2 separate regions of the Homo sapiens genome follow, and region 1 is linked to region 2. Evidence: read pairs that join two places in POLR2A ChIA-PET (ENCODE). Cell type or tissue: PC-9. All regions are shown on one strand. Each heading gives the region's core, and the rest is flanking DNA. Links, peaks and the distances in the headings are about the cores only.

Region 1 (2,816 bases), core at 174-2,673, 77 kb before region 2:
CACCCTCTTAGCAAATTTCAAGTATATAATATAGTGTTGCTAATTGTAGTCACATCGTTGTAGAATACATCTCCAGAATTCATTCATTTGGATAACTGAAACTCTGTAACCCTTTTCCAATATCTCCCCATTCCTCTATCCCTCCAGCTCATGGCAACCAACATTCCACTCTCTGCTGTTCTAAGTTTGACTACTTTAGTTTTTACATATAAGTGAAATCAACACAGTATTTGTTTTTCTGTGTCTCGCTTAGTTTACTTAGCTTAATGTTCTTCAGGTTCATTCATGTTGTAAATGACAGGATTTCCTTTTGTTTTGAAGGCTGCATAATATTCTGTTGTATATGTATACCATATTTTCTTCATCCATTCATCTGTTGATGGACATTTAGGTTGTTTTCATATCTTGGCTATCATGAATAATGCTGCAATGAACGTAAGAGTAGAGATATCTCTTAGAAATCCTGATTTTCCTTTTTTTTTTCAGACAGTCTTGTCACCCAGGCTGAAGTGCAGTGGCATGATCTCGGCTCACTGCAACCTCCGCTTCTTGGGTTCAAGTGATTCTCCTGCCTCAACCTCTGGAGTAACTGGGATTATAGGCATATGTCACCATGCCCGGCTAATTTTCTTATTTTTAATAGAGATGGGGTTTCATCATGTTGGCCAGGCTGGTCTGGAACTCCTGACCTCAGGTGATCTGCCCGCCTCGGCCTCCCACAGTGCTGGGATTACAGGTGTGAGCCACCGTGCCTGGCCTATTTGATCATCTTTTACAGCTTAGGGAATTAAGGTTTAGATGTGGCACAGGACAGAAACATACTTTGAAGATAGGTCTGTTTGACTTCAAAACCTGTGCTCTTTGCCAGGTGCAGTGGCTCACGCCTGTAATCACAGCACTTTGCAAGGCCAAGGCAGGAGGATCACTTGAGGTCAGGAGTTTGAGACCAGCCTGGCCAATATGGCAAAACCCTGTTTCTATTAAAAATGCAAATATTAGCCAGTCATGGTGGTGTGCTCCTGTAATCCCAGCTACTTGGGAGGCTGAGGCACGAGAATCACCTGAATCCCGGAGGTGGAGGTTGCAGTGAGCTGAGATCGTGCCACTGCACTCCAGCCTGGGTGACAGAGTGATAGTCTATCTCAAAAAAAAAAAAAAAAACAAAAAACAAAAAACCCCCACAAAACCCACAAAACCAAACCAAAAAACCTGTGCTCCTTACTGTGCTCTCCTGCCTCTCAGTGCGAGATAAACAGAGTGGGCAAAATAGCCTATGATGTCATCATCCGCAAGGCCTGTTGCTACTGTGTGATGCCTGCTCCCTAGATGACCTCCTGGGGGGGTGAAGCGAGAGGAAATCTGGCACCAAGCTGGTTGAGGGGCAGAGCGAGAATGTCTGGGCTTCCCCCACCCAGCTTGGAATGTGAGTGATGCAAATCATCTCATCGAAGGCTCAACTGCAGCCAGGAGACTCCTCCAGTGATGATGAGAGTGTACAAATGAAGTGCAGGAGCGGGGGAGCCTTCACACACCTCCAGCCCTTCCTGCTTCTTGAAATACTCATATCCTCTGGCAGAGACTAGCTACAGAAATCCATGTCCACTTACTCACAGCCTGAAAGAAACCCACACAGTGGACCAGGAAGGTTGTTGCATGGTAATTAGAGCTACTATTGAATTTCTATTGTGCATCTTCTCAATTAGGCACAATTACCACATATAAGAAATGAGGAAATTAAGACTCAGAGGAATTAGGTGAATTGCCCAAGGTTATTACATAGCTTATACCTGGCCAACCAGGGTTTAAACATTGTTCTATATCCTAATCCAAGACCCATGTTCCTCTCACTACTCAGGTTTATTTCTTTCGCACAGGGATATTACAAAGTCATTATATTTCCTGATTATATTTTTGCTGCTGCTGTATGACCATCTCGTTTCTTGTCACTGACTTTATCCAAAAGCAAGAACATGGTATGGAATTTTGGGGGAAGCAGTTGAAATGAAGTGTTGGAATTTCAGAGCTTGCATTACTGGATTATGTGTGGATTGTTGTTTGTACTGCCTCTTTCTTCCTCCTGCTACCTCATATAGGTGCTTGATATCTGATTATTACAGTCTTTTTAGGGGTTCTTGAACATACTCACTTGTAGAAAAGTGCTGGTTAAAATCATAACAGGCAGACATTTGGGTTCTTATAGCCTTGCAATAAATGGAAGGAAGTAACTTTTGGGCTTATGAAAATGTATACTGCAAGGTTTTTCTTTCTTTCTTTCTTTCTTTCTTTCTTTCTTTCTTTCTTTCTTTCTTTCTTTCTTTTTCTTCCTTCCTTCCTTCTTCCTTCCTTCCTTTCTTCCTTTCTTCCTTCCTTCCTTCCTTTCTTCCTTTCTTCCCTTCTTTCTTTCTTTCTTGAGACAGGGTCTCGCTCCATCACCCAGGCTGGAGTGCTCACTGCAAGGATCCTCCTGCCTCAGCCTCCCAAGTAGCTAGGACTACAGGCATAGCCACCATGCCTGGCTAACTTTTCTTATTTTTTGTTTTATGTAGAGACAGTATCTTGCTGTGTTGCCTAGGCTGGTCTCAAACTCCTGGCTTCAAGGGATGCCCCCACCTTGGTCTTCCAAAATTCTGAGATTATAGGCACGACCCACCATGCCCAGTGGTTTTCTTAAAGTTCTCTGCAAGGTGTAGATAGTTTCATGAGTAAGATGATTAGTCAGTACAGTAGCAACATTAGGTAATTGGTTTTGCCATTTCGAGCTTGTAGCAAATTATCCATTCTTATATGACAAAGCCTATGGGACAACTGGAGGACTT
Region 2 (2,816 bases), core at 190-2,689:
ATTCACACTAATTAATATTCCTAGGTAAGTGTGAGTAGGTCATTAGATATGTTGACATTTGCTGATGATGCTAATATTTACAAAGTCCTCATTCTATACCAGACATATCCATTGTTTAATTTCATCTTCACAACTTTTGATGTAGATGCTTCCTTTACTTTCATCTACAGATGGGGGACTCAGGCCAAGAAAGGTTACATAATTTGCCCCAAATCACAGAGAAGCTTATGGATCAAAGATCAGAACCTAGGAGGTCTGACTTCCAAATCCAAACTTGAACTGCTGCGCCCACTGGCTAGAGATAAGTCAACAGTTGAAATGAACAGGCTAATTGTTTCCCCCTCAAAGCACTGGAAAAAGGAAACAGCAGCTATTTGGAATGAGATTTTTGCATCCTGGTCTGCTAAAGATCATGGTCCTGAAAAACAGAGCATGGTATCTGAGAAATTAGTGTTCTTAGTTTATAGAAGGGCCCCTCCCTGTTCTATAGGACTAGCTAAAGGGTGGTAGAACCAGATTGAGCGTTAGAGCATTCTCCATCCCCTACACCTCTCTTTCCATTTTGGGTAACTTGAGGACATTCTCCACACTCCCTGCAAGATCTGTAAAGTACTTTAGGTGCTGTTAGCAAGGTTCAGAGGGTCACTACCAGCTGATCCCACTGCTTCTCACTGTTGGCCTGAAAAACAATTCCATTTAGATCTGGATTGCCTAAAAGTTTGTGTGTGTGTGTAAAGGGTGTAGAAGGATTACTACTAGACACGATTCTTCTCTTTTTTTAGAAAGAATAATTTGAAATACAAACAAAATAAGGCTGTGGGGTCTTATTCCCAGCAGCTGGCAGACTTTCACTTAATTAAACTACCGTGATTGCTTTATTCATATATTTTGCTTGCCCCCATTCTCTTCCTCTCTGACTCCTTATAAAAACAATACTATTTCATGAAGGGAGAAATTAAATGCTGTTAGTCTTTAAGACCAACACTAATTAACAGCATTTATTTTTACTGTGATTGCCTACGTGAAAGTATGCAAAAGTAAATTTATATTCTGAGAATGTGGTTGCTTTGGTCTGAAGCGGTAAAGGGAATTAACTGTTCCTGGGAACTCATCATTCTTTGCTTGAAATTCTCCAGAGAGCAGTGAAACACCAGTGCCAGGGGCAGAATATAGAAACAAGGGCCGAATGCTGTGGCCAATTGAGCTGCCAGCCACCAGTATGATCATTCTCAAATCCAGGTCTGACCTACTTTCTCTCCTGTTGCAAAACCTGAGATGGATCTCCTGCCTGCTGGGTCAAGGTGAAGCTCCTCAGCCTGGCATTTAAAACATTTTGCAGTCTGGCTCCCTCTCTCTCCAGCCTTATCTCCCTGTACTCACCACTGCATGCCAATGCTCCGATTGTAGCCCTGCCCCTCATCATTCTTTTTACATCTCTGTGGCTTTTTGGAAATGACTCCCTTTTGTTTTAAGGCCTTCCACACCCACCACACCCGTGCTACCTGGTGAGTCTTGTCATCCTTTAAATTGAAGGTTGGAGCTTGCCTTTTCTGTGCAGCCTGTCTGAACTCCCCCGGCAAAGTTAGTTTCTCCCTCCCCTGTGCTCCCACACTACTTTGCATATTTTTATCAGAGCATTTATCACAATGTATTGTAATGTTATTGGCATGGCTGTCTCCTTCATTAAACTGTGTCCTATTTATTCTTGTTATCCACTTCCAATTTCAGGGTCTGGCACAATCCTGTCACATAGAAATACTTAATAGATGCTTATTGAATGACTGAATTATGGCTGTTATTATATGTCAATTAATATTTACTGTGTGTTTACTATGTGCAAAGCCTCATGTGTGCTGTGTTTGCCTGTGTATTGAGAAAGGGAGAGACATATGTAATGTGGGTCACAGTCCTAAAGAAACATAAAATTCTGTGTGAGACAAAAAATTAAAAAGCAAAGCAGAAGGACCTAAACATTATACCTAGATACAGGTATAGTCAACCCTCCACATCTGTGGGTTCCACAACCATGGGATTCCACATCCGTGGATTCAATCAACTGTTGGTCCAAAATATTTGGGGAAAAAATGGTTGGTTGCATCTGTACTGAACATGTACAGACTTTTTCCTTGTCCTTATTCCCTAAACAATACAGGATAGCAATTATTTACATAGCATTTACATTGTATTAGCTATTATAAGGAATCTAGAGATGATTCAAAGTATACGAGAAGAGGTGTGTAGGTTATATGCAAATACTACTGTTATCGGGAAGGGGTCCTGATTCAGACGCCAAGAGAGGGTTCTTGGACCTCGTGCAAAAAAGAATTCAGGGCGAATCCATAGAGTAAAGTGAAAACAAGTTTATTAAGAAAGTAAAGGAATAAAAGAATGGCTACTCCAAAGACAGAACAGTGGCTTGGGCTGCTCGCTTATTATACTTATAGTTATTTCTTGATTATATGCTAAACAATGGATGGATTATTCATGAGTTTTCCGGGAAAGGGGTGGGCAGTTCCCAGAACTGAGGGTTCCTGCCCTTTTTAGATCATATAGGGTAACTTCTGGACATTGCCAGGGCATCTGTAAATTGTCATGGAGCTGGTGGAAGTGTCTTTTAGCATGCTAATGTATTATAATTAGCATATAATGAACAGTGAGGACAACCAGAAGTCACTTTCATCACCATCTTGGTTTTGGTGGGTTTTGGCCAGCTTCTTTACCGCAATCTATTTTCCTGTTTTAGCAGTAAGGTGTTTGTGACGTGTGTCTTGTGCCGACATCCTATCTCATCCTGTGCCTTAGAATGTCTAACCTAC

What was found. Peaks named below come from ENCODE experiments on the same cell type or tissue, not always from the same donor. Only the 100,000 strongest peaks of a DNase experiment are listed, where the experiment ranks them.
Region 1: POLR2A ChIA-PET joins it to region 2 with 14 read pairs; 3 of 35 experiments call an interaction of 5 or more read pairs at or near these places.

The regions. Positions count from the first base shown.
Region 1 is chr2:39,493,624-39,496,439 of GRCh38, forward strand. The region is part of intron 3 of MAP4K3-DT (MAP4K3 divergent transcript); the gene reads left to right. Among named protein-coding and RNA genes, the nearest start is that of MAP4K3-DT, 58 kb to the left of the region's middle. In PC-9, for the core only: no CTCF peak of the experiment used is centred there; no DNase peak of the experiment used is centred there.
Region 2 is chr2:39,570,127-39,572,942 of GRCh38, forward strand. All of the region lies in intron 5 of MAP4K3-DT (MAP4K3 divergent transcript), which reads left to right. Among named protein-coding and RNA genes, the nearest start is that of TMEM178A, 94 kb to the right of the region's middle. In PC-9, for the core only: no CTCF peak of the experiment used is centred there; a DNase peak (open chromatin) is centred at 1,385.